2 separate regions of the Mus musculus genome follow, and region 2 is linked to region 1. The links are chromatin loops, found by intact Hi-C in ENCODE. Cell type or tissue: heart. All regions are shown on one strand. Each heading gives the region's core, and the rest is flanking DNA. Links, peaks and the distances in the headings are about the cores only.

Region 1 (8,326 bases), core at 200-8,199:
CAGAGATTTTGTGCAGTCCTGAGAACTTAGACCGCCAGTGGTGGGCTGGGGACCACTTTTACCTGGCGTGGGGAGAGGTGCACACACTTGGCCTTTTATTTAAACTTCAACCCCAACTCAGGGCCCTGAAGATGGATTTGGGGCTTTGCAGGATCTCTTTGTCCCTTTTCTGAGCAAATCTCCTTTTTCTGCTTTTCACTTAGTTTAGTGGCTGACTGAGGACAGGAGGCAAGATCTGACTTGGGGGAACAGATTGTAACTTCCAAGTTTGGTAACGGAAGCCTCAGCTGAGGAGATGCCCTGCCCTGTCCAGGATCACCCATCAGAAGCTCCAGATGAGTGCCTCAGTGGGGCTTCCCCAGCTGGATGTTTTGAGCTCTGTGTGATGATGTTTTGCTATCTGTCTATTGAACTACCTGCAAGCTGCTATTTACCTTGCTACTTTGGCTTGGTATATACTCAAAGCTATGAGTGTGGCTATTGTACATCATTCTGGGGCCAGAACACCGCTCACTGAAGAAAATGCTTTCACCCTGACTGAGGGACAGCAGACACCCCTAAGCCCCAACCCCCGTACGCCTTGTGACCCCTTAGGGCCACGGCCTGAGGCTGATGTGCCACGTACGTGGGACCTGGATGTCATCTATGGTAATCACTTCATCCAGCTGCATCAGAAACCTCTCTGTGAAGGAGGCCAAATTTGATATGAAGAAGCGGGCATACTTCTTGGCAAATTCCTGGAAGAAACAGAGTGAAAATGGACTTCAGAAACAAGCCACTACCAGGCTAGCAGGAGGTGGGTAGAACGACTCCAGGGAGAGCCAACGGGTGAGGCAACCCCAACATCGTGTGAACAGCTGCACTGGTCCTTGGAGCCCAGAGATCTCTCCCAACATCTGATCTGGTTTGAAACTAAGAAAGGATTCGGAGGAGTTAGAGAAACATCCCAGTGGGTTAAGTACTCGCCATCAAAGCATGAAAACCTGAGTTCAATTCCCACACTCACAAAAAGAGCTGGGTACGATGGTATGTGCCCCCACAAATCCCAGCACTGGGGAAGCAGAGACAGGGTTCCTGCGGCTCTCTGGCCTAGTCTAGAGTCCAGGTTTAGTGAGAGACCTTGTCTCATAAAGCAGGGTGACTGTTCTTGAAGAACAACACCCTCCACTGACATCAGCCTTCCATATGGACATGCATGTGTTCACATGGATGTCCCCCTACCATACACACACACACACACACACACACACACACACACGAACACACACACATGAACACACACACAAACACACACACACCACACACACACACATATGTGAACACACACACAAACACACACATGAACACACACACACATATGAACACACACACATATGTGAACACACACACCACACACACATGTGAACACACACACACGAACACACACCACACACACATATGTGAACACACACACGAACACACACACGTGAACACACACACACACGTGAACTCACACACACACGAACACATACCCACACACTTCAGAAATGGCCAAGGTACAAACACAGAGAACTCACCAAACAGAAAATAAAAGTAGGTATGGATCTTGAAGAAAACAGTCATTACTAGTTTTTGTAAATAATTTAAAATCAAAGTACGGCCAAGTGTGGTGTCCCTTGCCTTTAATCCTAGCACTTGGGAGGCACTCTGTGAGTTCTAGGCCAGCCTGGTCTACTTGGCAAGTTCTAGGACGGCCAGGACTTATAGAGAGAGTCCCTGTCTCAAACAAACACACGATCGGGTACTAACCATCAGGCCTAGCTCTCTGAAGGGCGGCATGGCCCTGAGCACCTGGGGTGGAGACCGAATGGCAACCCTCACCTCCATCTTCTCCTGGTTCTCGTGGATCATCCGGTTCAGCTCCTGCTGCCTCAGCTCCTCCGCCATTTGTAGTGACTCCATTTGACTGATGTATGTGGGGTGGCCAAGATTTGGATGGAGCTTCCGAGCATTTTCATCCTTCAATCAAACAAGGCAGAAATGAGCAGAGATTTCGACCCAGACTTGAAATCAGGACGGATGTCGTCTGTCAGCTAGGGCCACATGCAGACAGGTATGTCCTATGAGTGTGATCTGAGTGTGGGAAGGTAGGAGTGTGGTTGGTACTCAGAGGGTTGGAAAGCAGGGGAGCTGAGTACCTGCTCCAGCACCATCTGGACCTTTAGACAATAAACAGCACCAATCATATCCCACCGCACCAAGGAAAACGGTCCAACTGTTGTTGATATCAATGACCGAGGCCCTATCAAAGATTTCACATACGGCCCAGAGTTTGGGGAGTGCCTTCTGCCGATGAGTGTTGGCTTAGCTACGAATTTGCCAGCATCCCTGTCCCCAGCAGCCTTGCTCGTGACCTGTCTCCAATCTCAACTCCCTGCACCCCTGGCCCTGTGACCTTCACCTTCTCCAGCTCTAGCTGCTTCTGCTGCTGCTCAAACTGCTCCTGGACCTCCTTCAGAGATGCGCAAAACTTGCCCCAGTGCTGTTCCTTGTAGTTCTCCGTCACCAGCCAGCACACCTGGGGCAGCAGCTCCTCAAACCTCCTCACCTGGGCACGCAACTCTGCAGGAATCGAGGGGAGGGATCAGGGATGGACAGGGGAGATGGAAGTTGCTGCGGCCATGTCTCTAACAAAGGGAGAAAACATGGGTCTCTGGTGGGATAAGACCTATTCCAACCAAAGGAGCTCCGCAGGCAGGCCAAGATAGGAAATTCAGAGGGATTCTCTGTGTGCTTAAAATGTGTTGTGTGTATCGTCATGGGCAAGTTCCCATCTATGACCTCTTCAGGCACTGCCTTGACCTTGTCTCCCTCTCCTGCACCTCCGGATGACACGTGCTGAGACCTACTCTTTCACGCCTGACTCTTTACTTCTCAGGTCTTCATCTCCCTGTCTTGCTGGATAGTTCCCCTCTGCATCTGCCCTCCAGCTCACTAACTCCACATTCAGCTACGCATCACCTGGGCGAACACCCATTCATCATTTTAAGTTGTCAGCTCTTGATGTTTCCTTTTTAGAAGTTCTACTTCGTTCTCTTTGGTATCAAATCTGTCATTTTTGTAGGATCTTCATCCTTGCGTTTCCAATGTCCTCTTTCCTCTCGCTACAAGCGCATCATCTTGTATCCTGTGCCTGGTGTTTCACTCCTGACCCCTCCCACTTCCTCTCTCCTGCTCTTCCCCCTCCATCCCCTTCTACCTCTTTTAAAATTCTTCCTCCAGTCTTACTGTGTAGCCCAGGCTAGCCTTGACTTTGAAACCCTGCCTTCCCGGTGCTGGAATCAAAACTGTGTACTACCACGCACAACTAGCTGTCTCTGGTGTTCCTTCGGGGTCTGAGATCTTCTTGTTCTGTGCCTCTGGCTCCGAGTGCTTTGCAATCACAGGGAGAACTTTGGGAACTTCATCTGTGGGAGCTTGAGGGCGGAGGCAAAGGCAGGGAGAGCCCTGTGTAGTCTCAGCTTCACTCGGAACATCCCACACTGGATGGTCTTGGCATGTGTCTCCTATTCCCAATGCCCTGACTATGGAAGAGGAGGCTCCGGGTCCCATGGGTGTCAGGCAGCAGTCGGGGTCTCTGCTCTGTTTATCATAGTTCCTATTCCCATTTGATTTTTGGCTTTTGTGTGTCTCATACTTACAACACTTTAAAATATTGTATGCCCCAAATACCATACTTTATACCAAAAATCTGATGATTTCTATGTCCTCAATAGGATACAGAGAGGGTGCTGGGCTGCTGCAAAAAAGGGGACAGAAGTTTCCACCAGCAGATTAGACATCTACAAGAGGAACACAGTCCATGGTACTTCCCAAGAACACCTGGCCTCAGTGCCTTTACTTCGGGGATAACCATAGAGATTGGGCTCCCTCAGAGCTTGCTGGAAGATGTAGTCTATGGCTTGGATTTTACCTATTCTACAGTCACGGGCTATGTCCGGTCATTCTCTGTGAGGGGTTAATCACCAAAGAAGCCTTCCTTGGCTTACAGACAAGAAAACGGAGGCTCAGAGAGGTAGAATCACCTTGCCAAAGTTGCACAGCTGGCAGATAACAGGCCTGAGTTTTGACCCCAGGTCTGGGTGCCTCCTGATCCCCCCATCTCCGACATACCTCCCCCTGCTACCTCTGAAATCATACTGTAGAGATCAAGAAAGTGAGATCGATATGCCCAGAGGTATCAAACAACCCACAGCATGCCTCAAAACATTCCATAAAACTAAAGAAGACAGTCAGAAAGGGCCACACGAATCCATTCTCAAGGAATTACAGACAGCTGCTTGGGTCTGGGAGGGGATAGGTTGATGGGGGTTAACATTGACAGCAATGACAGTCCTCCAACTCTAGAAATGAACTGAAAGCCACTGAACATACACTTCATGGGTGAACAGAAACAAAGTGGAAAACCAACAATGTTCCTGAAAAAACAATGAAACTCTAGCCTTTTTCCTTGTTTCTTTTCTTTCTTTCTTTCTTTTCTTTCTTTCCTTCCTTCCTTCTTTCCTTTCTTCCTTCCTTCCTTCCTTCCTTTCTTTCTTTCTTTCTTTTCTTTCTTTCCTTCCTTCCTTTTTTCCTTCCTTCCTTTCTTTTCTTTCTCTCTCTCTCTTTCTTTCTTTTCTTTCTTTCCTTTCCTTCCTTCCTTCCTTCCTTCCTTCTTTCCTTTCTTTCTTTCTTTCTTTCTTTCTTTTCTTTTCTTTTCTTTTTTTCTTTCTTCCTTCCTTCCTTTCTTTTCTTTCTCTCTTTCTTTCTTTCTTTCTTTCTTTCTTTCTTTCTTTCTTTCTTTCTTTCTTTCTTTCTTTTCAACTCACTTAAAGTTAACAGTGGCGTTCTCTTAACTCCAAGAGGTTGACTTTTTACAGGGCTATTCCTGACTCCTCTGAGTCAGAGGGGAAGGTGGGCTCAGGCCCACCCTGGGTTCCCCGCCATAACTACTCCAATGCTCCCTCTGCTGGCCTCCCGGCATAACTGCACTTACCCAGAAGGCAGGAGTTGTGGTACTCGTCCGCCTGACGGTGATATTCTAGGATCTTCCTGCTGATGTGGTCGGCGCACTGGTCAAAGCTCTCATACATGCATTCAGGCCTTGTGACTGGGCGTTTCTCTTTACGGTAAAAATCCTGCCAGAGAGAGGTGACCATGTGTGGCCCCATTGGTCTATCCTGATCCACACCTCTGAGTCTTTATGTACTCGCCCTCTGCTGGCGTGACCTTCTCTGTGTGCTAGGCCCACCTAGCGTGGCTACAAACAGATTACGTTGAATTCCTGAATGAGTGGATAGCAAACCCCTACCTAACTCTAGAGACCCGAGTCCATAGCGTTTCAAACTGGAACAACGCTGTGTGTTCACTAGAAAGCAACAGGATGTGACCACAAAGACAGATGAGCCCTGCCTGGCAGAACCCAGCCCGTGGGGGCCCTTGGGGGCAAGGTTGGGTTTGTTCCTCTTGGCATATTCTTTAACTGACACACAAACTTTGTCCAAGAATGTTTGCTGGCAGCTTAAGTAAATGAATAAATGCCACACTGATGAACGATGTTTAGTGTGCAAGAGGGAAAGTTAAGCTGGGCAGTGGTGGCGCATGCCTTTAATCCCAGCACTTGGGAGGCAGAGGCAGGCAGATTTCTGAGTTCAAGGCCAGCCTGGTCTACAAAGTGAGTTCCAGGACAGCCAGGGCTACGCAGAGAAACCCTGTCTCGAAAAAACCAAAATAAATAAATAAATAAATAAATAGACAAACAAACAAACCAAGAGGAGAAAAAGTTAAAAACAAAACAAAAATAACAAATCAAACAGACAACAGGTTCAAGGTCCTGAACTGGAATCGTAGAGTGGCCTGCTCAACAGACTGCATGGGGGTAGGGGTGGAGAGGGCTGGAGGGGGCTTCCAGGATAGGCCAGGGCCTGAGGGCAGTGGCTCTCACCTCCACCACGACCATCAGGTGCTCATTGCTCTCCCACAGGAGATTCAGGATGATGCCTTTAAAATCCCTGCAACACCAACAAGGCAGATCTGTGAGTCATCTCTTCTGCATGCACCGAGGTAGACAAAACCAAGCAACAGAGTATGTGAAGTGTTCAATTCTAACCCTGTCACTCATCGTAACTATGGAATACTGCCCTTTGAACAGCACAATCCTCATTTATCCTTTGTTCCTTTTCTTCCTCAGTTCCTAACTCTGCCTGATTCTGATACTCAGCTCATCTGACGCACTCTGATCGGCGGTTTGGGGATTGATTGGTTTGACTGGCTGATTAATCTCTCTGTCTCTTTTAGCAGACTGTAAAATCTACCAAGGACTTAAGACACTGATTGGGAGATTATAAGACAGACATATGTCTGGTCCCGGAGTTTCCTGCATGAGGTCAGAATGTGTGGATGGCTACAAAAATGAAACTTAACCTTAACTAATCAGAAATAGCTAGTGGACCTCTAACTAGGGATTTTGCACAGTAGCTAATCAAACACTTCCTTCTTGCTTCTGTAAAGATGAACACGTTTCCCCTGAGTGCCTGCTCCATGGAGCTCTCGACCACACACAGTCCCCACTTATGAGTGCCTATCTGCACCAATCAACTTGGTGGAAGCATCTTAGTGTGCCCAAGTTCTAACCCTGGATATAGAGTGACGTTGAATATGCTTGGCCCAGGAGCAGCACTATTAGGAGGTGTGGCCTTGTTGGAGGAAGTGTGTCACTGGGGGTGGAGGGCTGGCTTTGAGGGACATTCCTCCTGGCTGCCTGGGAGCCAGTCTTCTTCTGTTTGCCTTCAGATGAAGATGTAGAACTCTCAGCTCCTCCTGCACCATGCCTGCCTGGATGCTGCCATGCTCCTGCCTTGATGATAATGGACTGAACCTCTGAACCTATAAGCCAGCCCCAATTAATGTTGTCCTTATAAGAGTTGCCTTGGTCATGGTGTCTGTTCACAGAAGTAAAACACTAAGACAGGAGTGGTATTCATCAGAGGCCCTGGTGGCCTGGTGGCCCCTGCACTGGTTGGTCCCCTGTACTCACTGAGAAAAGAACAAACTGGTCGTGATAGACCACACCTATAATTCCAGCAGGAGGCAAAGACAGGAGTATGAGACTACAAGGTCAAGGTCAGCTGTGGCTACCTTTGGGTTCCAGGCCAGCTTGAACTACTGAAATCTTGTCTAAAAACAATAACAATTTGAGGAAGAGAGAGAGAGAGAGAGAGAGAGAGAGAGAGAGAGAGAGAGAGAGAGAGAGATTGTGAACAGTAAGCCAAAGCTAGAGAGAGGGCTCCCGGGTAAAAGTGATTGCAGAGAAAGCCCGAGACCTGATCCCATGATCCCACAATCCCATGTAGGGAAACAAAAAGCCAGATGAAGTGCCAGGCTATAACCCCAGCATTCCTATCATGAGATGGGAGGAAGTGACGGGACACAGCAGAAACAAGATGAGAGACCCTGCCAAAGAAGGCAGGAAAGAACCAACTCCTGAAACTTGTTCTCTGACTTACACATACACACACACACACACACACACACACACACACACACTCGGTGGCACACGCGGTGAAATACACGGGCCCACATTCACAACCACTCTCTAGTACTACTAATAAAAGGAACTCCACATAAAACCGGAGACACTGAAACTTATAGAGGAGAAAGTAGGGAAAAGCCTCGAAGATATGGGTACAGGGGAAAAATTCCTGAATAGAACAGCAATGGCTTGTGCTGTAAGATCGAGAATCGATAAATGGGACCTCATAAAATTGCAAAGCTTCTGCAAGGCAAAAGACACCGTCAATAAGACAAAAAGACCACCAACAGATTGGGAAAGGATCTTTACCTATTCCAAATTGGATAGGGGGCTAATATCCAATATATATAAAGAACTCAAGAAGGTGGGCTCCAGAAAATCAAATAACCCCATTAAAAATGGGGCTCAGAGCTGAACAAAGAATTCTCACCTGAGGAATACCAAATGGCTGATAAGCACCCGAAAAAATGTTCAACATCCTTAATCATCAGGGAAATGCAAATCAAAACAACCCTGAGATTCCACCTCACACCAGTCAGAATGGCTAAGATCAAAAATTCAGGTAACAGCAGATGCTGGCGAGGATGTGGAGAAAGAGGAACACTCCTCCATTGTTGGTGGGATTGCAAGCTTGTACAACCACTCCGAAAATCAGTCTGGTGATTCCTCAGAAAATTGGACATAGTACTACCGGAGGATCCCGCAATACCTCTCCTGGGCATATATCCAGAAGATGTCCCAACCGGTAAGAAGGACACATGCTCCACTATGTTCATA
Region 2 (8,326 bases), core at 267-8,266, 66 kb before region 1:
GAGCAGGTACTCTTAACGTAATGAGACTGATGACCAATTAGAGCTTTACCACAAAAGGAGCAGCCTTTGAGATATATGCAAATCCATACGTAAACCACGAGACTAACATGAACAAGAACCTGTTCTTGCAAATCATGTACTTATAATACCTTTCCTATGCTGGTTTTCTGTTTTCAATTAAACATGTACAACTTTTCCTTATAATATTATTATATAACTGAAAACGGAAGCACTCCCTCTCCTCCGCCTTCTCCTCCTATTTACCCCTGACCCTGAGGACACCACAGATAGATTCATCAAGAGACTGATGCTTCAGCCACCACAGGCTCAGGCGCAGTATTATTAATCTCTTTCAGTTCTCTGACAATTGGAATTCAATATTTTACACATATGGCAACTCTTAAGTCCATCTACTAAGCTAATTAAAATGAGAACACCATTTCTGTATGGGACTTCAGTGCCTCTGTCTACTTTTCTCTTTGAGTGTAAGCTATAAGGCAGACCTCTGCCCTGTCCATTCTCAAGATTAGTGCTGGGACTCTGCTCGTACCTTTTACCTCAGCATCTGGACTCCTGTTCTGCAATTGTGATATATTCCTTTCAAACCAATTCCACAATCTATGATTGGCTCTTAAGAGCTCGTTGGGCTTATTTCAGAGTCAGGCCCTTCAGAGACAAAGATTCACTCTTGCTGGTGGGGACACTAGTCTCTGTCTCTGTCTCTGTCTCTGTCTCTCTGTCTGTCTCCCTCCGCTCAATTCCCCTCCCTCTCCTCTCCTCCCCCCCCCTTTCATTCATTGAGACAAGGTCTCATTCTATAAGCCCACATTGACCTGGAACTGACTATGTAGCCCAGGCTGGCCTCCAATTTGTCATCTTCTATTCTTAAATGCTGACACATCACAGGTGTGGGTTGCCATACTCAGCTTAAGGGGAATTTCTGCAGAGGGCTCATTTTCATGTAACGATCTCAGGGCTAGAGAGATGGCTTAGTGGTTACCAATGTTCTCCACCCTTCCAGGGGACCTGAGTTTGCTTCCTAGAACCCACTTTAGGAGGCTCACAACCACCTGAAACTCCAGCTACAGAGTATCTGATGCCTCTGATCTCCACAGGAGCATGTATTCATGGGCATACATACATTGTGTGTGTGTGTGTGTGTGTGTATACATAAAATTTAGAAAAAGTGTGATCCCTTTAGAGTTAAGTGTAAGCCTCTTTCCATCCATCTCACAGGCCCGCTGTTAGCTTCCCCCTACTGCCATGCACAAGGACAAATTCCCATGCTTCTGTAAAGAGGAAAGGCACAAGAACCAGACAACCCACAGCGCAGCTCGTCTGGGTGCACAAGGGTTTGCTACCAGAGTGTATCTGCACACCTGTTTCCGTGGAGAAGGCTGAGGGTCCTATCTCTGAAGTGACAGGACCTAGCAGGGTGAATCCCATGCTACAGAGTCATTTAGGCTCTTACTACAACAAAACAAAATAAACTTAAGCCATTCAAATGGCTAGATAAACTTTTTACAATACAATAAAATGAGCTATGTTTTACATAATCAATGTGACAATAAACACTTTCATTATTACTACATCTTATTAAGAACATTGTGTGAATTTATTCACAGAACTTTCAAGAAAAACACATTATGAGCTGGGTGTGACAGCCCACACCTGGAAGTCAGCACTGAGGAAGTGAGGTAGGAGGAGTTTAAGTTCAAGGCCAGTCTGGTCTACATAGTATGACTTCACCTAAAGCAACTAACAAAACTAACAAACAAACAAACAAACAAACGGAAGGGCAGAGGGAAAGAAAGTGTAACACTTGAGGCACCAAGAGCATTTCCAAATTCAACAGCGAAGAGTACAGTGTTGAAAGGATTTCTAAGACGGCCCCTTACCTGCCAGCTTGCACTTGGTGGCTTGAAAGGAAAGCGAGCAGAACCGTGGGTTCAGTCTGTACGCTTTACTCTTCTCAATGTTTTCACAAAAGCCATAGTCAACATAGCACACCTAAGGGGAGAGCAAAGCCTATCACATCTACACTCAAAAGTCCTTAGCCTTAGTTTAAGACCTTAATATATCCAACTGGATCTGTCTTATTCCATAGTCATCACGCGGCATCTCAGCTCTCCCACAGCTAAAGAAAAGGCTCCCCGATGCACCCCAGATGACAAAAGGCTGGGCCTCAGGGTCCCATATTTCAGGCCCTTGTCTGCTACCTTACCCCTTAGTCAACCAGAATAATAAGACCAAGGCAGAATAGGCTCTGGGGCCTTGCCAAGGTCACCTCTGCTGCTGTCTGGCCTCTCCCTGTCTTTATCCTTCCTGCTAGGAGTCTTCCTTGTTCTGAGGGACAGCAGCTGTTTCCAGGAGCTCATCAGTCCTGTGATACTGGCCAGATGTTAGAACCCCAAAACAGCACCTATGACAGCCTGCTCTCTTGGCCACTGTGGTACTAGGGGATGAGATGCTTTGGTCAGGGACAACAGTGACATCAGTCTGGACAACATACAATTCTATTTTTTAAAAAAGGGGAGAAACCAAATTTTTTCTTCAAGTTCACAAAGCTAGATTATATCTTCATTCAGTTTGGCCGAGGCCCCAGCTCCCAGGTATACTCTTAACTCTTAGTCTGTTAGCTGGACATAACCCAGAATCATCTGGGAAGTCTCAGTGAGTTTAGATCAGCATCAGTGCTACAGCTGTATAATATCTGTGGAGGACTAGCTTAACAGTCTCAATTAATACAGGAAGACCTAGGCTCAAAGTGGGCAACAACATGTCCTGGTTTGGGGCCCTGGACTATATAGTAGAGGACTGTATAGTAAACTGAGCACCAAGCACGGGTGCATTCGTTTCTCCCTGCTCTTGCTGCAGATGGGACTGACTGCTCTTAGTTCCAGACTTAAATCTCATGTAGTGAAGAACTGCATCCTGAGTAAGCCCTTTCTCCTGAGTCGCCTCTTCTCAGGATACTTTAGTATAGCTACAGAAATGAGACTTGAACACATACCATTAACACAGAGATGACTTTTGCAGCACACCAAGACCTAAAGACCACAAAATCTCCCACCTCTCTTTAACAAGGGCTCACTATGCAGTCCTGCCTTGCCTGGGACTCTTTATGTAGGCCAGGTTGGAGATCTGCCTGCCTGTCTCCCAAGCTATGAAAGCTTTTTTTTTTTCTTGGCAACTAGAAACATTACGTTTTATTATCCTAGATTTAGAGTAACTAAGAATCTGGTACTATTGGAAACCTAAAATACAAAGCAAATAACAAAAGGCAGGCAGTACTGCCTGGAAAATACCAGTCAACAGAGACAGGTCCCTGTGTCTTTTGAAGAAAATAAGACACAGGCACCAGCAGGAAATAAAGATCAATTCCTCCATGGCAGAGTCTGAGGAAGAAGAAAGGCAGAGAGCCCTCCAACTCCCCTGACTATGTGGTGAGTGTGCCTGGTTGCTGAGGCAAAGACTCACCTTAGGAAACAATACTGGACTCTCTGCTGCCTGGACCCAGACCACTGGCCATGCCAAAGTTCTAGTCCATCATGTCCACACAATTTCTTCCCCTCTCACAAGCCTCAAGACTCAGGCAAACGTTTCAATTTCATGAACAGCAGTCTACACCTGAATCTTGGATGTGCTCCTCCTGGACCCATGTTATATATGCTGATGATGAGAAGCAGTGTGAGACCCAGACTCCAGAGCAGGTGAAGCTGTACTGTTAGCCCAGCAAGAGGCTACGGCAGGACCACTCCGAAGTCTTCACAGGGTTTATGTCTGCAGCTGACTTCTTTACTGACTTGCCTGCTGCATCTATTGCTATGGTAGTAGTGGTAAATTTTTGTTTCTTCTGTGGTACTGGAGGTTGGACGTAAGGCCTAATGTATGCTAGACAAGTGCTTTAACCACTGAGCTACATCCTGTAACTTTCTAAGACAGGTTCCTACTAAGTTGTTGCCTAAGTTGGCCTTGAAATTGTGCTTCTCCTGCCTCTGCCTCCCAAGTAGCTGGATTACAGAGCTGCAGCACCAGGCCCAGCTAATAACACATATGACAATCACAATTCACAAACCCCTCATCCTTGGATGTGCCCGTATGCCTCAGCCACCTCACCCCGTGTGCCTTGCTACAGGAGAGCAGAGCAAGCATCTCAGGCTGCCATAGCAATCAGTGAGCAGGCACTTGGGGCTTCCATTTCTGGTTCTCTGGCACCATCAAGTGACCACAGGTCTCTGTGCCACCTGAGTGCCTGTACACTTCTCCTAGCTGCCAGGGATATCATAAGAGACTAAGAAGACTTGAGCAGCTTCAAGCAGGCCTTCCCTGAGGAAGCAGTCTCAGCAGAGAGCTACTGTTCTTCCTCTCATTGTCTTAGCTTGAGTTGGACTGCGCCCAGAGTTACTCTCAATCCTCTTAGGTCCTGCCCCATCTGTAGGCCCCAAGACTTCCGGCCACATCCTGTCCTGGTGATTGGCCTATGCTCCTTTGCCTCCATGTCAAAAAGCAGCAGTCCTCTGCCTGGGAGACACCGGACACAGGACTGTCACTCACAGCATGCTTGCAAAAAGGGAGAAGTGACATATTCAGGTGGCCACCAAGCCAGCAGCCCACCATGGCTCAGCAACTTTTCTCCCTGTCTGGGGAGCTCTAAGGCTTAAAAGGACACAATTCTCAAGGAAACTGAGCCTGTGGACGGAGTCTTGATCCTTGGGCTCCTCATGGAAGGTACAACGCAAAGGGGCAGAGGCTGATCACCAAGACAGGATGCTGCCCAAAGTACTAAAGCCTGCTGATGCATGAGCCCAGCTCAGGCTAAGACAGGGAGGAAGAATGGCAGCTCTCTGCTGTGGCTGCTTCTTCAGAGAAGGCCTGCTTGAAGCTGCTTATGGAGCTGCTCAGTGCCAGGAGTGGGGAAACACCCTTCTGATAAGATCTGAGTCTGCCCCTCACAGAGAACTTCATTTACTCTGTGACTTTAAGAAACTGAGATATCATAACTACCACTGGTATAAGAGCTAACAAGGGATAGTCTTTCACAGGCACTACTTGGAATTTCTGGTGAAAGTCACACTGGATTTGAAAGAACAATAAACAACAATCACATCTGAAAACTTGTAACGTATCTACCTCATGCTAACAAAACTGAGCTTGCCTTTATCTTGTTCTCATCCGTGGAAATGATCTGTGCTCGCAACCAGGCATCCTCCTCTGCATTGACTGCCAGCAGCTGCCCCACGTGCACAGTCTGGATCGGTGTGACTCTGGGGTTCTTACTGTAAAACTCCTTCATCTCATCCTCCATCAGTTCCTGAGCAGCTGAGTAGTCTTTGCCTACATACCTGTAATGGTGAGAGGAGCAACAGTCAGGGTGAGTAAACCCCAGGGTTCCAGGCTCACAGCTGCTCACCCCAGCAGGGGAAGGAACTGTGCTCAGGGAACATCATTCTCAGTACAGGGAGATAGGACTATGGCGCCCACTGCCCAGTGTGACGATGTGTGACAGCCCTGAGAACAGCAGAGGAGAAGCAGGCATTGGAGGCCCCAGGAAGAAGCAGGGTGCAAGAGAGCCCAGGACAGGAGATGGAAGGTGTGTGGAAACACCACAGGGGCTCCCATAAGCCCTTCCAGGTTTGAATGAGGCTGCTTTGATCTGGCAGATGGCTTTACCCTGGTGAGGCTGCATCTCATGAAATGACAACACTTCTGCTACAGGATGAAGCTTGCAGCTCGAAGAGACCTCAAATCACCTGGCCAAGGTGAGGGAGGAGGCAGAGGAGCCCTTGTCCTTATATTTCTCCAGTTTTTACCCAGAGCCTCTGGTGATTTGAGAAAACTCTAAGAAATTGCTCCACATGGTCTTGGTAACTATCTGCAGGACAGAAGATGGCCCAGCCAACCTACCTGTTACTAGAGAGAAAGGGAAGCTACAAAGACATTTCACACACAATGCAAAGAATGACTCTTTGGAAACTAGCTAATTTAAGATGTGTAGTCTTCATCCCTGAATGGGTTAGACTTTGTCAAGATCCATCGTCTACATTTGCTGTGTGTTGCAAGTGTTCAGGAGAGGCTGGAGTCAGTCTTGCATTGGGTTCCAGTCTTTGAGACATGGGGCTCGGGGGCTTGAACTTAGGTGACAACTGAGTAAATGTGGAGAGGCATCCAGGAGTTGCAGCAGCCAGTAGAGAAGGATGGCTCCACTCACAAGTGAGGACAAGGGCTGGTGCTACAGCTAGGTGAGTGTGGGCAGTACCCAGTATAGGCTCATACACTGTCTCCAAATTACCTGAGCACAGGGACCGAGAATCTGCACAGACCATCCTCAGTATGTGACCGATACAAAGCTGCATCTAAAACCCCATGTAAGCCAAAGTCCCTCTAAAGATCCTTCTTAGTGGCAGAGCAGGAGACTAGGCAGGCTTCATAGTGTCAGCTGGGCCACCACTTGCTTTAATGCTCTCAAGCTCTTCCTTCTGGAAGGATCTAGTTTGGGTATTCTCTGTGCTTTTCTAGTTTATCTATAGGTCTTGGGCTGCACAAACCAGAGGGCCATTTGGGGTGAAGGGTCCTGGATGCTTTCTGTTTCAATGTTCTCTCCCTCTCCCCAGCCACAGCTCCACACTGGATGGTAATCCAGTGCTTCAGTGTCAATTCAGGCTGTCATTAGCCACATCAGTGACAGCTACACATCTCTTAGAATGGCATCCAAAAGCTCAGGGCAGCAGGGCAGCTCTAGGTCCACTGGCTAATCTGAGTGTATGATGAAATTCGCTACCCTGACCTTTTAGGGCTGCCACAACAGTCCTAGATCTGACGGCATCACCTGGCCTGAAGGGGCCAGGCTGATGTTTCTGACACAGTTGCCATGATGCTTATGACACAACTTTTACCAAGTTCATATTATCATTCCCATTTAAAACTATTAACCATCATTTCTCCTAAGGACGCTGGGCCTTTTACAAACGTGAGCACACTCCTGCACTTCACTGTGACTCCTGAGGATGCTGCTCTTCCTTCCCTCCACAGCATCCATGCCAGGAGTGGTCATGTGACAACACTGCACAGCTCGGAACAACTAGAAATGCCAACTTGCCTGATAACCACATCATTTGTGTTGCTCAGCTCAACCACCAACACAGACGGTGAGGCCTCGGTAGGAATTACCAGAGGCGGCACAGTTATGTCCTCCAGAAACTCATCAGCACTTTCAGCCATGTTTTTTTCTATCTGCAAATACTCTTGTTCAATCATCGACTTGATGTCAAAATCTCCTTGTGCCTGCCCTTCATCCTTTAAGATCTTGTCAGTGGGCAATGGGAGTTTCGCATAGAGAATTGCCTTCTGGGTGTTTCCAGAAATGTAGTTTATGGTGCACACATCAGAGAGCGAGGCGAGATTTTTTAAGGCATCCTCAGGGAACTTGACTTTGTACATGTCCTCAAATGCTTTGGGGAGCGCACTTGCCCAAAGGCCACTTGAGTACTTGCCCAGCAGTTCTGCCACTTTCTCCTTGACATCTGGCATCACTGCTGGGCTCCCTTGGGATGGAACCTCCTGCTTGGGAGCAGGAGGTGGAGGTGGGAGCTCCTTCTCAGGGTCCTGGTCACTTTTCAGGGGCTGCTCTCTCCTGGCAGGATAAAGAAGTGAATCTTGACCACCACCACAAGGTTTTTCCACCTGAAATATTTAAAGAGAGCCAATGACAAACATTTCAGTGGGTAAGAAAACCTTAAAAACACAAATTATTTTACATTTGACAGAGGACTGTTTTTAATTTCATAATGTGAAAAAGTGTACATGTTATTCTTCTTAACTACAAAGATGCATCACCTGACAGATGCCATGAGCAAGAGTCCAGAGACAATCAGGGAAGAAAAGGCACTCAGAAGATAGTTAAGATAGAGCCCAGGGGATCATGAGGCTTCTGCCCTGTCAATGTTTCTCTGCTAAATCCAGAGCGAAGTTTGCAAAATACACGGGACCCAGGGTGAGATGAAGCTCTCTATGTCAGGAACACACACACCACGGAGAGGAACGGTGGAATAGTTACGCACAGGTAGGAATAGGGGTGCTACCTTCCTTCCTACAGCGTCCTGAGAAACTCACAGCTTTCAGTGTGGGAATCTTCAGAAATGATGCCCCAGAGGTAAAGCAGTGTGAGCAATCACCACAGCACACACATAACCGAAAACACTGCCATCTTAACGAGCTAGTGGGGAAAATACCTCGCATCAGATGGCAACCAGTCTCCGACTGTACATGCCTGAGAGGATCCGGAGAACTGGTGACACTGCTGTCCTCCATTGCTAAGCCTTTCTAC

Evidence for each region. Peaks named below come from ENCODE experiments on the same cell type or tissue, not always from the same donor. Only the 100,000 strongest peaks of a DNase experiment are listed, where the experiment ranks them.
Region 2: it touches region 1 in a loop (2.7-fold over the local background); 4 of 42 quality-filtered maps call a loop at or near these places.

The regions. Positions count from the first base shown.
Region 1 is chr4:45,938,613-45,946,938 of GRCm38, reverse strand. It overlaps Ccdc180 (coiled-coil domain containing 180), which reads right to left. Exons shown (of 38, transcript NM_198660.2): 31 at 5,963-6,029; 32 at 5,015-5,156; 33 at 2,441-2,601; 34 at 1,861-1,998; 35 at 626-737. Among named protein-coding and RNA genes, the nearest start is that of Tdrd7, 30 kb to the left of the region's middle. In heart, for the core only: a CTCF peak has its summit at 5,013 (motif pointing left); a DNase peak (open chromatin) is centred at 4,988; H3K4me3 peaks cover 221 bases.
Region 2 is chr4:46,004,474-46,012,799 of GRCm38, reverse strand. It overlaps Tdrd7 (tudor domain containing 7), which reads right to left. Exons shown (of 17, transcript NM_146142.2): 7 at 7,100-7,683; 8 at 5,159-5,345; 9 at 1,899-2,010. Among named protein-coding and RNA genes, the nearest start is that of Gm52728, 9.8 kb to the right of the region's middle. In heart, for the core only: a CTCF peak has its summit at 4,242; a DNase peak (open chromatin) is centred at 4,449; H3K27ac peaks cover 849 bases.